Regions from separate parts of the Homo sapiens genome. Here region 2 is linked to region 1. Evidence: chromatin loops called from intact Hi-C (ENCODE). Cell type or tissue: prostate gland. All regions are shown on one strand. Links, peaks and the distances in the headings refer to the core of each region. The heading gives the core; the rest is flanking DNA. Region 1 overlaps MYLK4 (myosin light chain kinase family member 4). Region 2 has its middle 170 kb from the start of LINC02521.

The links. Hi-C counts contacts between places; a loop is a spot of excess contacts. Peaks named below come from ENCODE experiments on the same cell type or tissue, not always from the same donor. Only the 100,000 strongest peaks of a DNase experiment are listed, where the experiment ranks them.
Region 2: it touches region 1 in a loop (2.7-fold over the local background); 3 of 110 quality-filtered maps call a loop at or near these places.

The regions. Positions count from the first base shown.
Region 1 is chr6:2,696,305-2,706,349 of GRCh38, forward strand. All of the region lies in intron 2 of MYLK4 (myosin light chain kinase family member 4), which reads right to left. Among named protein-coding and RNA genes, the nearest start is that of MYLK4, 50 kb to the right of the region's middle. In prostate gland, for the core only: no CTCF peak of the experiment used is centred there; a DNase peak (open chromatin) is centred at 4,337; H3K27ac peaks cover 909 bases.
Region 2 is chr6:2,459,347-2,469,391 of GRCh38, forward strand. No RefSeq gene overlaps it. Among named protein-coding and RNA genes, the nearest start is that of LINC02521, 170 kb to the right of the region's middle. In prostate gland, for the core only: no CTCF peak of the experiment used is centred there; no DNase peak of the experiment used is centred there.

The sequences.
Region 1 (10,045 bases), core at 1,293-9,292:
TTATTCCATTCCTTATGGATTGAATGTATCCCCCCCGACGATATACGCACACAAATTCATATATTAAAATCCTAACCCTCATGGTGATGCTATTAAAAGGTAGGGCCTTCGAAGGTGACTAGGTCATGATTGGAGAGTCCTCATGAATGGGATTAGTGCCCTTATAAGAACCAAAATGAAAGTTTGCTCACTCTTTATGGGGAGAAGCCCACTACACACTAGTAACGGGGCCCTCGCCAGGCCCTGGATCTGCCAGCAGCCTGATTTGGGACTTCTCAGCCCCCAGAACTGTGAGAAATAAATGTTTGTTGTTTAAACCACCCAGTCCAGAATAATTTGCTATAGCAGCCCAAGCTAAGACACCATTCTTTTAACATTTATATTTTACATATGTTTTTAAAAATATATTGATACAATTGGACACATATAAAAGTATCTCTGACATATTAAATGTTATTTATAAAAATAAAAGTGCAGCCAGGCGCAGTGGCTCACACCTGTAATCTCAACACTTTGGGAGGCCGAGGTGGGCAGATCATGTGGTCAGGAGTTTGAGACCAGCCCGGCCAACATAGTGAAACTCCATCTCTACTAAAAATACAAAAATTAGCTGGGCCTGGTGGTGCACACCTGTAGTCCCAGCTATCAGGAGGCTGAGGCAAGAGAATTGCTTGAACCCTGGAGGCGGAGGTTGCCGTGAGTCAAGATTACGCCACTGCACTCCAGCCTTGGCAACAGAGAGAGACTCCGTCTCAAAAATAAAATAAAATGAAATAAAATAAAATAAAATGCATGTAGTGGTTATCAATGTATATAATTATAAATAAATATATCGCGGAGTGCTTTAAAATATTTTACTGATGGCAGCACAAAATCAAAATAATTTGGAGACAATTGTAGATAACACCGTGCTTCACACTCTGATTTTCTGAAGTGTGTTTTGGAGCAGGATCATTCTAATTAGTCGGTTTGAGTGCAAGAACATAATTAGAACTATCAGCTCAATTCTTGCAAACTCTTTTTCTCCTTCTGCAAAGTACTGCTTTTAAGAGTTCAGTATTCATCGCTTGCGTGCCAGTTTTGATTATTTAAGCAATTTCAAGTCAGCACTTTATCCTCTTTTCTCCGTTAACCATTACATTTACTGCCATAGGATCCAGATTTGAACAGCAGGGCGGCATCGGTCCACAGGCGTGTGCCGGCTACCTGGGCATGAGTGCGCTCTCGCCCTGCGTCACAGACCTGTCCCAGTACTACATCAAAACCCTACTTTTCCTGAGAGTGGCGGAATAGCTGAAAGGGAAATTCATTCAACTGAACAACATCGTCTAATCCTTCTTTCATTCCCATTCAATAAAAATCATTTAAAAAATCAATGGTAAAACGGATTTGTCCTTGAAAGAACATAAAGGCTGAGATAAGGGCTGCTCCTCTGGACCTCAACAATGCCACCATCGTTTTCCGTGTTACTGCAGCGTTCTCAATGTGTCTGTCTGCCCGCTGGCATACGGACCCTTCTCTTCCCCTTCGTTTCCCCAGCACCGAACAGAGGGTAAAGTTCTGAAGTGCTTGGTGAAGCAATGCGTGATGAAGAAAACAGTGCTTTCTGGAATGGCACGTTCACTGTGAGAACACTCTGTCATCAGGCTGCACCCCTGAAAAGCCAGGCTGCCCTGGGGGCCATCTCAGATGCATCCCTGCCACGGTGGCTCATATCCACAGCCCTGAATTTACATAGCCGATGGCCAGCAATATCAACGGCCATGCATTTTGGGATTACAGTTGCTGCAGAAAATTGTGTTCATAACATAACATATAGAGAATTCCTGGTTCTTTTTAAAACTGTTGCAAACAGGCCAGATAGAAGAATGGAGGAGAACAAATATTTGTAATAATTTGTAGCTGTGACCCACAGCCTGGACTCTGATGGTGGCAGGTAGATGTTAGAGGTCGGCCACCCTGTCCTACAGCTCTGTCCTCTACTGCCAGGCTCAAGTGTTGGTCTTTTCAAACCTCCTCAGCTCTGAACGTATCACCCACATGGCCTTTCTACAACAAGGGGGTTATCAGGATAAGAAAACTCGGAAGTGTATTTAAATTCTAAAAGTTCAGTGTGAAAAAGGAATAGCCTAATGGAATAAATCTGACCAGTCCTGGGCTCCGCAGAGTCTTTTCTTGCTAGCAGAGGACGCTGGGTCATGTACCCTGAATAACAGTTTTGCATATTACTGTTTGTGGAAATGCCAAGATGAACAATTTTTGGCCATTTTACCTAAGTTCTAGAAATATCTAAACAAAAGTATAACAATTTATAATGACTTTATTAAACTTGGATTAGATTCCTAATGGGGGAGAGAACAATAAATAAATCCTACAAGAATACAAAGAGATGAATTTTCAGAAGAAATATGAAAACATTTTCTTGCCTGAGCATAGAAGATACTTCTAGAGATTGTTTGTAAAGCAAATCTATTTCCCTTCAACCTCAGCACACACTCAAACTCTCCATGTATGAAGCGAGAAAACCCTGAAGTCCTGGGTGATAAAAGGAATTCTCACTAAGCAAAGCCTGTTTCATGGTCTGTGGGGACTGGCATGGCTCAAGGCAGGACAGAAACTGACTGACCAAATCCAGAAAGGGAAAGTGTTCACCTGTTCTCAGAACTCAGTAAGTGGATCCTCCCCAGGCTGCTGATGACATCAGGTGGAGTCAGTCACCTGAGAAAATAACCCCGCCAGGAAAATTAAAGCCTTTCCATGCACCCACAATTATGTGCACAGTGCTTCACTCGGAAGCCAAGTAAATGGGACCCTCCAAGTACATAGACCAAGAAAGAGCCTGAAGTTAAAGGTGTGGATTTAGGAAAGCCTAACTGGATCATCCACTGAATGAAGATGCACGGATAATTTTACTTTATTTTATTATAATATACATTGAGCTGTATCATAAGAGAAAGCATGCTACCACTTTTCTTTTCTTTTCTTTTTTTTTTTTTTTTTTTTTTGATATGGAGTCTCTCTCTGTCGCCCAGGCTGGAGTGCAGTGGCGCAATCTCGGTTCCCTGCAACCTCCATCTCCCGAGTTCAAGCAATTCTCTGCCTCAGCTTCTCCAGTAGCTGGGATTACAGGTGCCCCCTACCACACCTGGCTAATTTTTTTTTTTTTGTATTTTTAGTAGAGACAGGGTTTCACCATCTTGGCCAGGCTGGTCTTGAACTCCTGACCTCGTGATCCACCTGCCTCGGCCTCCCAAAGTGCTGGGATTACAGCTGTCAGCCACCATGCCCAGCTGCTACCATATTTAACAGCCTCTGCTAGCAAGAAAAGACCGTGTGGAGCCCAGGATGGTCAAATTTACTCCATCAGGCTATTCCTTATTGACATCAAAACTTTTTATAAATATACTTCCAAGTTTTCTTATCCTGATAACTCCCTTGTTGTAGAAAGGGTTATATGTTCGGAGCTGAGGAGGTTTGAAAAGATCAGCGCTTGAGCCTGGTGGTAGAGGACAGAACTGTAAGATGGGGTGGCCAACCCCTAACATCTACTGGCCACCATGGGGGTCCAGGCTGTGGGTCACAGCTACAAATTATTACAAATATTCTCTCTCCTCCATTCTTCTATCCAGCCTGTCTGTGTAAATTTTAAAAACAACCACTTAAAATGAACAAATTAAGAATCTTCACCTACCTATGTGGCCACAGTGAGTAGTTCGATAACACAGATTTTATTTTCCCCCATCTTATACCCATTGGATGTGCTGACACCTTATAATGAGTCTGATATTGTTATTTTCTTCCCACTGCCACCTTACCTGTCCTCCCCACAGAGAAAACGCTGAGTCCTCTGACTTGAGGCCGCTCTTTCTTTCCCTCTCAAACTCGCATTGCTCACCCTGCCGCCCCACCACCCCACCTGTTTTTGTTATCCAAACTGTTCTAAGTTCTAATATGTGGCTCTCAACCATCTGGGGATGTTGGACACTATTAATGCCTGGGTCCTCCCCTGAAGATTCTGATAAACTGGGTCTTGAGTGGGGCCAGAACACCAGTGTTTTTTAACCCACCCACACCCCAGGGATTGTAAAGTACTAAAAGGGAGGGGACCCACTTCCTCTGTCGCCTCCGGTCACTCTGGCCTTTGTTCTGAGGCCTTCTTACCAGCCAGGCTCCCTCTGGTCACAGATTGGAGCAATTATAACAACACTGGAATCCCTCTTCCTCCCCCCGATAAGCAAGGTCTTTGATCCTATCCAGGATGGACTATCTAGCAAACCACTGCCTCCTCCTTATCCTCCACCCAGGGATACGTGTGTGGAAATGAGGCCAAGGTAAACGGCCCTGAGACCCATAAAACCTCCCTCCAAAAATGATCTATGGGGCATCCTGGGAGGGCAACAAATAAAAAATCCAACGTTGCCAACCATGCCTCTGGTCCTCTGCCTGAAAGCTTTCTGCCTTGCTTCTTGGCCAAAATTTAGTAATTGAAAGTGATTTAATTCCTCCATTAAAATGGAGGTAAGCAGAAGAGAGGAGGACTCAGGCTGAGGTGGAGAAATATCACCTTTCAGGGCATAGAAGTATTTATAGCACTTTGCGTAAAAGTATATCTAAAAACTATACATCAAGGGATGCTTTGCCTTCTTGGGATTCCGTCACCAGAATAGCACCTGAGCACTTCAAAAACTGTGCAGTGAGGCTACTAAGAAATTGAGAGCGTGAGTGCATGTGTGTGTCAACCGACTTCAAATGGAATCACAGCTCCTCATGTTCATTTCATTAAAATGAGTCTTACTTTGTAAAATTTCCCTTTCATAACGCAAGTCCAAACCTTGGAATGTTTTCGCATGAAGTTTACAGTGTTTCTTCATCACCCAATAAAACTCTTTGATTTCTTCCCGCCGCAGACAGTTTTAAGAGCCTTCATTTCACATGGGGTTCTCGGTATGCTTTTTAATTTTTATTTTAAGATCATTTTTTATCACTTCATCTCCTGTCTCCCACTCTGAGCCTAAGTTCAGTTCGGCCTCCCCGAGCCCCACTGCCTCCCTGCAGTGGGGCACGCCGGCCGAGGCTCAGAGGGGCTTGGTGTTTCCTAATGTGAGGCGAGGTGTGGTCCCCTGGACTGCAGGAATATTTAGAGATCTGCGCTTAGACTCAAGGAGTAAAATGCTTAACCTCCTAATGGTTTACCTTTCTGCATCTTCCCCTACACAGGAAACACACACTGCAAAGCAAAGTGACTTTTGAAAAGCTACCTCTGAAAAGCAAAGAGATACTACAAAGCTCTTCAAAAATGTCTCTGAATGAATGAATTTGTCTGTAATACAAACTGCGTAGGTAAAAAACTAATCAGTTATGACTGTCCCCAACATTTAGTCGCCTGGTCCAGTCTATGCAAAGTGGGCTGGTGAATCCGCAGCAGCAGCATCTCCTGGGAACCTGCTAGCAATGCAGAACCTCAGAACCTCAGCCTCTCCCCACCACCCACCCAATCAAAATCTGCTCTTTAACCAATGGCCAGGTGGTTCCCATACATGTTAGAATTTCAGAAGCGTTGACCTAGTTAATATACGTCATGAATTGGTGCGAAGAATCATTTTACAAAATATGTGTCCCAGCCTCGTGTGTCTATTTACATCTTGCCTCCATCCACAAGGCGTCTGAAGAGCTAATCTCGTACTTGGGTAAACTCAGAGGGAAGCCAGTGAGGAGCGGGGAGGGAGTCGAGACAGCATTCACTGGGGGCCGCATGCCGCTGGCCTTGCTGGCAGCAGTTGGTGGAGACCCAGCACTGTGTGGAACATCCGTGAGCTGCTCAGGAGGCCCAGGACTCCCGCTGGAGCTCAGGGAAGAGCATGCATAACTAGGTATCATGTGCCTGGAACTTTCCACTAATCTCTGGGGTTGACAGATTGCCCAAACTCAGGCCTCAGAGAAGAGCAACATTAAGGCCCAAAGACAGGATGAAAACCAAGGCAAACCAAGCTCTGGAGAATTAGGAATGTATTCTGATGGGCCCCAAAATGCAAATTAGGCAGTCAGGATTAATGCAAAGAATACAGTTAGAATTAATACAAGTGCTGTAACCTGGCTACAATAAAGGTGACTATCAACTTGAAAGAAAATAAAAGTATTGTGTCTAGCATAGTTCTTACAAATCAAAATTTAGAGGTTGAAGGGTGGGGTGGGGAAGGAAGGCGGAAAGATGAGCTGTTGATTAAAGGGTACAAAGTCTCAGACTGGAGGGATAAGTTTTAGTGAACTATTGCACGGCTTGGTGACCACAGTTGTTAATAACATACTGTACATATTTAAAAATTGCTAAAGGAATAGATTTTTAACATCCTCACCACAAAACAGTGTTAAGTTGGGGAGGTGGTAGATGTGTGAATTAGCTTGATTGACCCTTTCTACAATGTATACATAGATCAAAACTTCACACCGTGCCCCAGGAATATACACAACTGTTATTTGTCAATTAGAAATAAATTAATTAAAAATGTTAAGTACACAGCTAGTACATACCCTCCAACACCCCCGATCGGTCTGTGTTTTACTCCTAAGATATGCTTAAGCCCTCAATATATGAAGAACATGAACACCAAGCTGAACTCTTCGGGTTCTTGTCTCATTGTCCTTTGTTTGATTGTGGACGTGGGGGAAATATTCAGCTGGTATGCTGGTACCATCCTAGTTATTAAAACATGGAAATACCTCCATGCTGGCTGGTAAATAGGGGATTTTCTGAGACTCCCAGGAGCTCCTCCAACCTCCCGACCTCGCCTCCTCTCAGCCTCAGGACCATCCTAAGACCAGTAACTATAGGGTCAATATCTAGCATGGAGGGGGCCCCCAGGACCCTGGTCCAATGCAGTACACCTTGATACGTGAGCAACTGTGGACTCCCAGTTATTAGTGTACAGACCAGGGAAAAAGAGTATCATATGAAGGCATGTGGCCACAACAACAGGCTGTTGGCCATGTAATATTTAATATTTAAATAAGAAGTTTTTAAAAATATTTACGCTATCCCTGCAAGTTCATTATTAGGTACGGAATCAAAGTGTGCTTTGAAAGTCAAGGAGAGAGCAATGGACAACAGTGAAGAGAGGTAAAAGAGTTACTACCAGCAATGCCTTTACCTACCTTAGGCCCTGGGACGGTGGCCCTGAAATTATTAAAGTTCCTTCCCCAGAAATTCTTAATCTATGGGTCTGGGTTGAAGCCCAAGGACATTTTTCATGAGCTCTGGGAGTGATTCTGATGCACATGGTCCAGTGACCCTACTTTGAGAAAACAGGTAGAACTCCTACCCATTATTCAAGACCCAATTCAGGAAGGTTTCCCTTTGTGAATTCTTTTTTTTTTTTTTTTTTTTTTTTGAGACGGAGTCTTGCTGTGTCGCCAGGCTGGAGTGCAGTAGCACGATTTCGGCTCACTGCAAACTCCGCCTCCGGGGTTCAAGCGATTCTCCTGCCTCAGCCTCCCAAGTAGCTGGGACTATAGGCGTGTGCCACCACGCCCACCTAATTTTTGTATTTTTAGTAGCGATGGGGTTTCACCATGCTGGCCAGGATGGTCTCCATCTCTTGACCTCGTGATCTGCCTGCCTCGGCCTCCCAAAGTGCTGGGATTACAGGCGAATTCTTTCTTAAACACTCCCCTCCCATATGTTCTACCTAAAGAGGAGTCCACCTTCTCTCTGCCTCTGTTGGCCACACATCTTCGTGGATTTATCACACTGTGTTGAATGATTTGTTTGCATTTCTGACTCCCTCAAGGCATCTCAGTATCTCTAGAATCTAACTCAGTGTCAGCTCATGACAAACACTGATTGATTGACTGATTTGTTGATTAGAAGGTCGGGTTGGGGGAACTGATGCCAGGCTGTATTTACTGATCATCTCAACCACCTGTATGAAGATTTTTGTCAAGGGCTGCCATTACATGCCCTTTATTACATCCTCCTCAGCATCACACTTTGATGTCCAGCTCCCAGACTCCTGTGGTACCTACAAGTCCCACGTCCATGCAGCGCAATCTGTTGTCCTGGACCTCTGGAAGAAAAGCTAAGTCTTCTCAGACCTTTGTAGAAATTCAAATGTTTGTGTCACCAGCAGCATCTGAAACTCTATCCTCAGTATGGTTTTTGAAGTAATTTACCATTTGATCACCTTCTCAAATTTCTTAGACCTACTAAAAATCAGAACATGTACTATAAACATTCATTTGCTTAGTGTATATATTTAAGATCTATTATTCATATTTCTGCATTGGCCGTAACTTCTTTAGCATGCTTTAACATGTTTGCCCAGAGAGATACTTCATGAATACTTTTGATCATGGGAAATGAGGTTAGAGTTAGGGATTGTTGCTGCCACATTTTACTTTATTATGATTATGGAAACTAATTTTTCCAGAAGGCAAGAGCAGGGAGTAGCTCTTTCCTTTGAAATGTCTGGTTAAATTTCTTTGCACATCTCCTAGCCCAACATCAAATCAAGTGCTAAATAATGTCTTTGCATTTTACTATTAAAGTCCTTTACAATATATTTCTAATGGCAACTAAGTAGCCAGTCCAATTATACATCATATCCATCACTCTAATGTCCCCTCAGCTTTAAAGTTCTAGGATGTCACAGGAGCTAGAAGAAAGCTTAGCACAGCGAAGGAGCATCCTCAGAAACTTTATATGGTTGCAAGACACCGATTCTCGGGTGCTTTTCCAAATATCTCCACCCTTGGAATCTGTCTTCTGTTGTGATTATGATTTAGTGGTAACCAGATTGCTAAGCAAAAATGTCTTTATAACAGATCGCAGAAGAAAGCAAGATGCTTGTTTGGGTGGCTGTGTGCTTCTTATTGATTTATTTAGTGTTTTTAGTTCTTCCCCATTTCTCAGCAGGTGAGGCCTTCACTTGGGTTCAGTTCTTAGGTTCTCCTCACTGCATTAGGAACTGTCAACATGGAAATCGTTCTACTGAGGACTTTCTCAACAAAGTTTCCCATTCCCCTTTCTACAAAGGGAAGGGAGGGTGATGGGAGTAGTCTCAAGGTTCTTCTCAAGTTTCTTCTCAAGCATTGCTTGGAGGTAGTAATGAGTGAAGCGGGATGGGGGTATACAGAGTCTGAGTTTGTAACACATGCCCCTCCAGGTCCTTTTCAAATTCCTGGTCCCAGTCATCCATGGCAATGAGCCTGTGTTCCCTGTTTAAGCAGGGAGCTTGATTTGCTGATTCAAATAAGAATAACAATCTCTTATTCTCCAAGGCAGGAAATTGCTGTTTTGGTGAATGAAACCAAAACAAATCCAAAAAGCAGCACTTTTTGTTGTTGTGTAAATCAGCCATTTATTTTCCATGTTGGCTGAAGGCAGAACAAGAAGAAATCTGAAAAAACAACTTAGATTTAACATCACATTTAAATTTTATATTACAAAGAAATTACGGGAATGGAAGGAGTTTGCCTCCCAGTCCATTGGGTTAGAAAGGTAACTGTTTTGTATTCCCAACCATACAATTTACCACAAAAGAACATAGTATTTTAGAAGCTCAAAATAAGACAAAGAAAGGGAAAATTTCTCAAATTATGTAATCCATTTGAATTCGGGGGAAAAAAAAAAAAAACCTTAAAGAGCATTGTAGCCCAATCAGCTCAACTTGAAATGAGATTCTACCCAATTTCACCTAGTTACAGGAAATTTTAATAATGTTTAAAATGTTTTTGCCAAAAGGGATGACCGTCGATAACACTGAATAATATTGATGATCTTTTCCCACACTTTCATCTTTAAAAATGTCATAGGACATTGCAATATATGATCTTTTCTCTCATTAAACATCCAGCCATCACAATGCATTTTTCAAAGACACACAGCTCTGAATATTCTATCTGTTATTGTATACTGTTTTCTGTGATGTTTAGAAGAGTAGGCAACTATAGATTAATTTGTGTTAGGTATTTGTATAAGCATAAGAATTAATTTATGTTTTGGTATCAGGTCGCTATAGTGAGAAGCACGTTATTCGTCACTCTAAAGTGA
Region 2 (10,045 bases), core at 684-8,683, 240 kb before region 1:
CCTGTCTTGCACGTGCATGGGCTACTAGATCTACTGAATTCATTTCACCAAAGAAAGATTCGTCATCAGTTGTTCATCCTAATCTGATTGCTTAAATTTTGTAAAATTTACAACAAGGAAGAAGGAAATGGACTTGGAGAACATAACCAGATATCAGTTGCCTGAGCTACAAAATGATTTTTTAAAAAGTTGGTTCTCATTTGGAATCTGGTTCAAAATATAAGACCAAAGATATTCTATTGTCCTACAAAAGGGCGTCAAGGCTCATACATGAATTTGGAGATATTTTACTTCAAATAAAAGTATGTTCTGTCTTAAAAAAAAAACAAACTGATCAGCCTTCACTTGAAGTTAACTACAAAAAAAGGAATATATAAATAGCAGGATTGGCTGGTCTAGCCCACTGTTCTGAATGCCATATTGCTGTTGCATTCATTTCATACAGTAATAGGCTGTTAGATCTGAAAGGAAGCTTAGCCCCAGAATGGCAAATCACTTTCATTAAAAAAGCCAATAACAGTGGGTTGGTGGTGGCTGCCTGGAGCCCAGAATTGAGAAGGATTCTGGGTTCACGTCGGAGCCCAAGGGCGTGATCAATGGAAGATGTCTGTCATGGACGTGGACTTGGGGAGGGAGGGCACGCCTCATAGGTGCCAGCCTTCTTTTCTTATGGATAAGAAACCGGATGCCCAGAAGCCACTGACATACAATAAACCCAATGTGTGCTCCTGGCAGAGCTTAGAGGACAACCCCGTGTTTTCCCCCCACGTAGGGGAGCACACACCGCAAAGGAGGAGCTGAGTCAACCAGGGGAGCGAACAGCCGGCAGGGAGGACACGCACACGGATCAGCCCCGGCTGCACACACCACACCGTGCACTGGGGAGCTGGTATGGCCCCAGCCCAGTTTCCTGTCCACTAGAGGCCTTTCCTTGGCGGTGGATGGGGACTGGAGAGCAGGACTTGACCGAGCAGAGAATGAGGGAGGGATGTGTCCTGGCATATGGGAGAAGAAGTATTCCTTGCACGAGTGGCAGCGATTAGTCACACTTGGTTCTAACCATGCTTCCAAGCCTGGCTTATCTTTAACACCCAGTCTACCTCAAGACAAACAATATAAAGGAGAGAAAAACACTTTGGGGTCATTTAGAATTACTTGCATCACAGATCCAATGACAAAGGCAGCCATCGAGCCGCAGAGCAGGGAGAGGAGGCTGGGTGCCAGGTCCGCAGCTTGGCTGCCAGCTCCTCGCCTTGTGCAAAAAGTGCTTTTGTTAGACATTCCTTGTCAGGACTTAGAAACTGATGGTTTGTTCCAGAAGTTCTTTATCCTGAGATAGCTCTAAACTAGGTAGCTTGCCCCAAACAGTCAAAAAAAAAAAAAAAAACACATTAAAAATTGCAGCCTCTGAATTGAGCTGGCAAGAATAGTATATTTGGGAACAATAAAATTTCATTATGCTAATGAAGTAGCAAAATTTGAGGCCTAGAAGAATAATTTTAAAAAATTTAGCTGGATTCTAATGGAACAGAAGACCAACTGTTTCAGGACAGCAGAGCAAACGCTAACAAGTGTTCATGGGCGGAAATCACCAGTCTTATAATCTACTTGGTGGAAATGATGTTTCTGAATTCTGTTCTGAAATCTTAACAGAACATGGTTCCTCTGTTTTGGTGAACTCCTATCCAACGGTGGGGTGTTTCAGGTGTTGACAGCCAGCCATGTTCTGATGTGAGGAATGTTCCCAGCTCCTCTCTGTTCCCTGTGACCTTGGTTTAGGTTGACATCTTAGTGTGAACACTCTTGCCACCACGTGCCATGTCCAAGCCTGACCGACCCCTGCAGGCCCTGAAGAAATTCTCTCTTATGAAGCCTTGCCTCATAGTCTCACTCACTGAGGCTCTCTGTCCGTTGTTTGAACATTTGCCATTCCATTTGCCCTGCACTGATTTTTAATGCCACCCACGGCTTGTACAAAATAGTGACTTCGGCTACAGACCTGTGGTGCGTGAGCAGGTTTGTCCAAAAGTGCCCCTGGGGGCTCTGACTTTGCGTTGTCTGATAGATAAACTCTCTGGTACCAGGGGGTTCCCTACTTTTTTCAGTAGAAGAAGCTGCTCCAAACCTTGTTCCCTCAGGACTGGGGATTCCTCCCATTGCAGGAGGGACCACAGATTCCCACAGGTGCATAAATTCTCCAGGCTCAGCTGGGCACGGTGGCTCATGCCTGTAATCCCAGCACTCTGGGAGGCCGAGGCAGGTGGATCACGAGGTCAGGAGTTCGAGGCCAACATAGTGAAACCACATCTCTACTAAAAATACAAAATCAGCCGGGACTACATGCCTGTAGTCCCAGCTACTTGGGAGGCTGAGGCAGGACAATCACTTGAACCCGGGAGGCAGAGGTTGTGGTGAGAAGAGATCACGCCACTGCACTCCAGCCTGGGCAACAGAGCGAGACTCCGTTCAAATAAATAAATAAATAAATAATTCTCCAGGCTCAGGGTGGCTGATGTTCAACAGGTGTCTCATCCTGTAAAGAGCCGACAGAGCGAACCCAGACTGCCTGGCACCGAGCAGGCTGTCGATGCCCCCATGGACAGGGCTGCTTTGCTGTGGGGGTCCCTGTGAAGAGCGAGGCCTGCGTCCCCTCCTAGAACAAAGTCCACGCCTCAGGTCCTGCTGTGCCCTGGGCTGGCACATTGCCCTGTGGGGTGTCCGGAAGCTCAGGGGGTCCTGCGCCTGTTCTTCTTCTGTTGACCCGGGCACAAGTGAAGTCTCCTGAGAAATCCCGCTCAGGTCATACTGTGCAACTTCCAGACGTCCTCCTGCACCTCTGCAGACGGGGGGTGGAGGCTCACAGAGGGTCTCGCTGGGCATGAAGATACCCATCCTGTGTGACCACGTCTAATCTCCCCTGGTGGATCAGGGATGGTTTAGCCGGATGGGGCCATGGTAGCTCCTATGACCTGGTGAGAAAGCTGAGGAAGGGAGACTCGGGGAGATCCTGGGAGATCACAGGGTTACTGTGAAGGTCACAGCGATGAAGAAATGAAGGCTAAGGAAGGGGGCTCGGATGGCAAACCCACAAAATGAGACCCTGAAGAGTCCTGGTCCAGCCCCCACATGCACTTGAGCAAAGGCACTCACAGTCTCTGAGCCTCACCGATGGCCTGGAAACTCAGGCTTCTGCCCGCCTGTGATGCGAAGTCCTCCTCTTCTCTGCGTCCGCCGCCAGTCGCCCCTTTTCCTCGGCACCCTCTTCGCTTCGGCATCCATGAGCCCTCTCTGGTTTCATCCCGTCCTGCATCCCAGTGACTGTGGCTTTTCCCTTCTCCATCTGCCTCTTCCACCCTCTCCTCCTCTCAGGCCATGTCCCCTCCTTACTGGCCTGGAACCTCTCACTCTTCAGGGCCAAACATGCCCAGGACAGCTGCCACCTCTGGGCACTGTGGGCCAGCGCAGGGCCTGGGGCCTCCTTGGCATTTGCTGAATTTAATCGAGAAGAAAACAAAGGTATGTACCAAGCGAGCACCATGGTAAGGCACCACGCACTTCCCAGGGTATCCACAGGTACCCTAGGGACAGAGGGGCACAGCTGCAAAGGCGTGAGTGCCTGGAGAGCAAGGAGCTTCCTGCAGAGCAGACTGCATCACAGGCCTCCAACTGCAGAAGCGGAAGGAGCCCGGGGGCCCAGCTGCGGGCTCTGAAACCCATCACTGGCTTCCGCCTGTCCTTGGAGGCTGTGCTTCCTACAGGCAGCCGGGATACTGAGGCAGTATCCCTCCTGGGAAATGGGGAATTCCTCTGGTAGGCACTGTTGGCTTGAGAGCTATCTGATGGCCCCTCAGAAACATTCTTAGACTATGGAGTGGTCCGGAGGCCTTCCCCAACCCTCGCCCCCCTCTCTCCTTCACTCGGTCTGACTTGCATCATAGCCTGGTGGCTCCCCCAGTCGTACCTGGCTCTCCCATTCTTAGGTGTTTCCCCTTATAGTGCTTGCATATTTCACAGGTCTTGGTACCTGCATCTGTGGGGACCTGGACTAACACAGTGGGCCCTGCATCTGACCGGTGTTGGCAGACACAGGGAGGAAGCCTCACATGCTGACCCTCAGGGCTGGACAGGGATCTTGAACCCTGTGACAAGTCAGTAAATGTCTGTTGTTTCCCACTCCTGGGTAGTAACCACAGGCATGGCCAGTGTCTGTAGAGTGACCGTTAAAAATTCCTTAGACATGCCCAAGGAAAATGTGATAGAAAATAACAAGCACGCTCTGAGATTAGGGCAGGAAAAGGATTGATACAGAGTTTATTGACACAGAGGTATTCTGCTAATTATACAAGTCTCTGCTTTTTTTTTTTTTTCCAACGGAGTCTTGCTCTGTCGCCAGGCTGGAGTGCAATGGCGTGATCTCGGCTCACTGCAGCTTCCGCCTCCTGGGTTCAAGTGATTCTCCTGCCTCAGCCTCCTGACTAGCTGGGACTACAGGTGCCCACCACCACGCCTGGCTAATTTTTTGTATTTTTAGTAGAGATGGGGTTTCACCATATTAGTCAGGATGGTCTCGATCTCCTGACCTCATGATCCACCCACGTCAGCCTCCCAAAGCGCTGGGATTAAGGGTGTGAGCCACAGCGCCTGGCCAAATCTCTGCTTTTTTTAAAGCTGTGAAGACCCGTCTAATTAGTTAAGATGTATGGCAAGCATGTCACAGACATTTTTTCAGCTAGCTCAAGCCATTCTACTTTATAAAAGCATTCCAGGAGTACCTGTTAGGAAATTCAGATGATCAAATGGAGACTGTCAAGAATTCTTTCCAGATACTAATGCCCAACATCCACTAGGCACTCTTGGAACCATGACTGATTAGAATAATAATTCTAAGTTAAATGGTGAAAATGCTGGGTCTGCAGAGGAACGGGGTTGGATTCCCTCGGCAGGAGCTGACCATTTGTTCAGTGGGGTGTGGAACAGTTCATGGAAGTGGGGAGACGGGCACTGATCTAGCCACTTCATAGGTACAATTCTTACAGCAACGTCATGACATATTTATTATGATGCCCACTTTGCAGATATGGGTGCAAATGAGGCTCAGGGTGGCTAACTTTCACAGTCAGTCAATAAAATGGAACTCCATGTCTGTTCTGTCTAGTCCTCCCTGCATTCGTACTTCCAAGGGCCTGCATTCCTCCCACCAGATGAGAAGATGCTAAAAGGCCCTGCAGAGCACAGGCGGAGTCCATGCCCATCCACTTCTCTGTCCTTGGCACCCAGCCTCTGTCTGGCACAGACAAGATCCCCCGAAATGTTGCTGAGTCGAAGGGAATTGAGGGACAGTTTAATGAAGGGCCATCTTTCCAGTGTTTAGAAACCATGTTTGCTTATTTGTTTTTGCTTCAGCTTAATTTTCCTTTAAGCCTCCACCTGTGGGTCTCTGTGGTTTTCAAAGTTTAGACTAGTTCAGCAACTACAGGATTGCCCTGCCCTGGGGTGATCTTACTTCCAAAGAGCAGGCACAGTTACCAAACTCTGTGCCCTGTTCTTTGGTCTAGAAAACCTAGTCGCTCAGCAAAGCCGGTTGTCAGCCCTCGTGGTCTGAATTATACCCAACTGACCTGAAGGAACCCTGGTAGCCCTAAAAATGGAATTCTCTTGGGTGAGTGGGTCAATACCTCTTTTGAGTTGAATTTTCTTCCATTTCTTAGAAACGGCCTTTTGAGAAATGTTTTAAAAGTGTATCTTTTCTTAATACAAAAGAAATACGTTCATTATAGGAACATTAGATATGAACATAAGCAAGCAAAAGAGAATTTTAAAACACTCATGATTTCTTTTGTTGTTGTTGTTTTGAGATGGAGTCTCACTCTGTCACCCAGGCTGTAGTACAGTGGTGTGATCTCAGCTCACTGCAACCTGGGTTCAAGCTATTCTCATGCCCCAGCCTCCCGAGTAGCTGGGATTACAGGCACCCGCCACCACACCCGGCTAATTTTTGTATTTTTAGTAGAGATGATGTTTCACCGTGTTGGCCAGGCTGGTCTCAAACTCCTGACCTCAAGTGATCTGCCCGCCTCGCCCTCCCAAAGTGCTGGGATTACACCGCGCCCGTCCTGATTTCTTTTTTTAAACTTACCACAGTTATGACTATATAACACTCATGATTTCATCATCCAAGACTCACTGTTATTTACACCCCAGCACGTACCTGTCCAGCCCCTTTATACATTTGTCCCAAGTGCCCCGTAATGTTTCAGTGGTCCCTGGGTGCTGACATTGCTCTCCATGCACGCTGATGCTGGAGGTGGACATTTATGATTTTAAGATATTCAGAGCAGATATTGGTAAATATCTGTTTTACTACCTGTCAGAACATAGAGTGATAATCATATCTGGTTTTTTTGAGACGGAGTTTTGCTCTTGTTGCCCAGGCTGGAGTGCAATGGCATGATCTCAGCTCACCGCAACCTCCACCTCCCGGGTTCAAGCGATTCTCCTGTCTCAGCCTCCCGAGTAGCTGGGATTACAGGCATGTGCCACCATGCCCCACTAATTTTGTATTTTTAGTAGAGATGGGGTTTCTCCATGTTGGCCAGGCTGGTTGCGAACTCCTGACCTCAGGTGATCTGCCCACCTTGGCCTCCCAAAGTGCTAGGATTACAGGCGAGAGCCACCGTGCCCGGCCTGTAATATCTTTTTTTTAAGTTAAAATTATGTTGTGAACATCTTTCTACATTCACCAGTTATCATTGTAGCGGCAGGATGGAACTTCCCGTTCTGCAGGAGGTCACTTACTCACCAAGTCCTCTGTTCCTGGATATTTATGGTTGATGCTTTTCCCCACTCTTTTAAATTACAAACGATGCTTTCAGGAAAACCATTTTACTACATCTTTTTGTTTCCCCCCCTAGGATATATTCCTCAAAGTAGAATTTCCAGGTGAAAGGGGATGCAGATTTTTAAAGCTTCAAATAGTCATACCAAATACAGTTCCGGAAAAGTTGTTCTTACTCACATTCCCACAACATTGATGAGAGAGTCTATGTTCCGACGACAGGCTCTTGCAGCTCCATGTGTGGGCGTGTATGTATGTACGTAAAATTGCCAACTTGATAAACTATTTTATTTTTGAAAATTTGGAATCCTATTGTTCCCTGTTACTTTTTAAAACACAGCTGGTTTGCGAGAAAATAAGCCTATCTTCCCCAAGAAATGAATTCCTGGTCTTTGATGTCTCTGGCTGGAAATACCTGTGTTTTAAAATGTGAGTTTTATTGTTATTCGGGTATGTAAGGCCAACAGACCAGGAGAAGACTACCACTGAAGAGGCAGCTTATTACACACGGTTCCAAAGAGGAGGGGCGTGCCGTGTCATGGGGGCAATGAAAGCACCAGGCTGGTTGGGAGGTAGAGGAAGGGGAGAAACTGTGGCCAGAGGCTTCTCTGGGGTTTCAGCAGGAAGGAACAGGTAAGGAGGGATAAGCAGGCTGAGGATCGGCCAGGTGGAATAATTTCAGCAGGCTCTGGCTCATAAGACTGTTCCTTGTTGTCTGGTACATGGACCTGGGTGTATCAGGGAAGGTGGATGGTGGCCCAGAGCATGAGAGCCCCATGAGGGAGGTGGTCGGGGTGTCTATGAAAGGTGAGCTTGCAGGGAGTTGTTTATCATCTCAAGGAATTAACTAACTGGCGGTGTGGTGGGGAGGAGTGGGGAGGAGCAGTCTCTCCAGGGTCAGCCTAGACCCTGGATGTGGAAGCACCAAAGTATAGAAAATAAAGGCACGGTTCATACGGCATGCAGCTGGCTCACGGATGGTGTGCCTGAGTGTGCAAAACGATCTCGTGTCAAGTGAGGTGGCTCAGGCTGCTGTCCTTGTCGCTGCAAGCCCTGCTTGGAGAATGAAAGCTCACTTGTTGTCAGGGTCCTCCATGCATCCCAGCACCCCTGGGTGGGACCAAGGGCATGCTCCACCTTCTATCACGAGGAACAATTAGTATTAACAAGACGGCGCCGCGGAATGCACTTCCTAAATTGTGGACAGTGTTAGCAAATTCCTAAAAGCACCCAACACCTCTTCAAGGAGGAAGGTGAAGCCTTGTTGTTTAGAGTTCACTTTTTCTTTGTAACATATTCTATTTCCGAGATCTTTCTTATACATTTTATTTAGCCAAGGCTGTTTGCCAAGGAGTTTGCATCCACCCCACTGCTATTTGAGGCCATGCTTGCTGTGAGTTTCTCCGATTCCTCTCCCTGCTTCACCCACTCCTTCTGAAAAACACAGCTAATTGATGGTCAATTTGGCCACAGAAGCCTAGTATTGGAATTGTTGGAATACAGGAGGATTTGTGGACTAGATTTTTTTTTCTTCTTCAAGAATGACAAGCTAACCCCAAATTATGGCAAGAATTCTTCAGGTTCAATAATTAAAAGCAAAAGGCAGTCCCCACGGAGAAAAAACAGTGTGGTCTGGAAGATATCTTTCAAATTGAAGCAGACTGTGTAACTCCCAAATATTATGGATACAAATTAGCTATATTTGATCACTGGATCTTATTTACCCTAATTGTCTTCATTTCTGTGGTTTCCTCATACATTGTGTTTACAGCACACTTGGTTTCCCAGCTCAGTGTCGGAGTCTGGGCTGCAGGGATGGTGAGATCGAGCTTCAGAGTTGAGAAGAGGGGAGGGTAGACAGAGAGAGAAAGGGGAGAGAGAGAGTGTGGGAGTCTGGGCTGCAGGGGTGGTGAGATCGAGCTTCAGAGTTGAGGAGAGGGGAGGGTAGACAGGGAGAGGAAGGGGAGAGAGAGAGAGTCGGAGTCTGGGCTGCAGGGGTGGTGAGATCCAGCTTCAGAGTTGAGGAGAGGGGAGGGTAGACAGAGAGAGGAAGGGGAGAGAGAGAGACAGAGAGAGGAGAATGGGAGACAGAGAGGGAAGGGAGGGAGGGAAGGGAGAGTATAAGAGAGAAACAGAGACACAGAGGAAGGGAATGAGAAAGGGAAGACAGAGACATAAGGACAGTGAGACACAGAGAAAGGGAGGGAGAAAGAGAGGGAGCGAGAGAGGGAGAGAGGGAGAGAGGGAGAGAGAGGGAGAGAGAGAGAGGGAGTGAGAGAGGGAGAGAGAGAGGGAGCCAGAGACAGAGAGAGGGAGAGAGGGAGAAAGGGAGAGAGAGAGAGGGAGAGAGAGAGGGAGCAAGGTGGGGGCGAGAGAGGGAGTGAGAGAGAGGGAGTGAGAGAGGGAGAGGGAGAGAGAGAGGGAGCGAGAGAGAGCCAGGGGGGCCTTTTTTGGGAGATATGCTTTTCCTCAAAGACACAGAAGTCTTACACATTCAGACCAAAGATACGCTAAAAGCCAGCACATTGTGTTATGTGAAATGTTTCGCTTGTCTCTTGGAATGATTGATGTGAACCTGAGAAGAATTTGAAATTTGAGCAGCCAAGCAACCAGGAATTAAGACCTTATCTAAAATTTAGGCAAAAAATCCAGACCACTGTAGTTAAGAAATCGGGTTAGAAATCTCCTGAGAAGTGACTTTCCCACAAGATTTCTGCTGCTTTCTAGTTCTGAATGGATGAGAAATATGACAAAAATGTACCATTGCTTTTAGTATCGCCTGTCCCTTTTTCTGGTTTGGGGTAAAAGTAGGAAACCAAGAGATGCAAACAAACGGATAAACAAGTGTCCCTCCAGGGAGTCACTCTGGTGTTTGGGACTGCACTGGTTTGGATTTCGGGAATGTCAAAGGGGTTCTCTTCTCCAAGCTTTCTTTTCTGTTCCCAGAACCTCAGCCTGCAGCGGATGTGGCACTATTGTCACAGTGGATGCGACGGTTGGGCACTTGCTCCCCTAGGGTGACTTGACTTAAACTTCTGGCTGGTTCAGAGGGAAAACAAGACTGGTGGTCTTGATGGACCCAGTTTTTGTGGGCATCTGTTTACGCGGCCCTTGCATGCATAGCCTGCCCTGCAGAGCTGGTGGGCATCCCAGCAAAGTCCCAGAGCAGAATGGAGGGATCCCAGTGGGTGCTGCGGGGAGGCTGGCAGT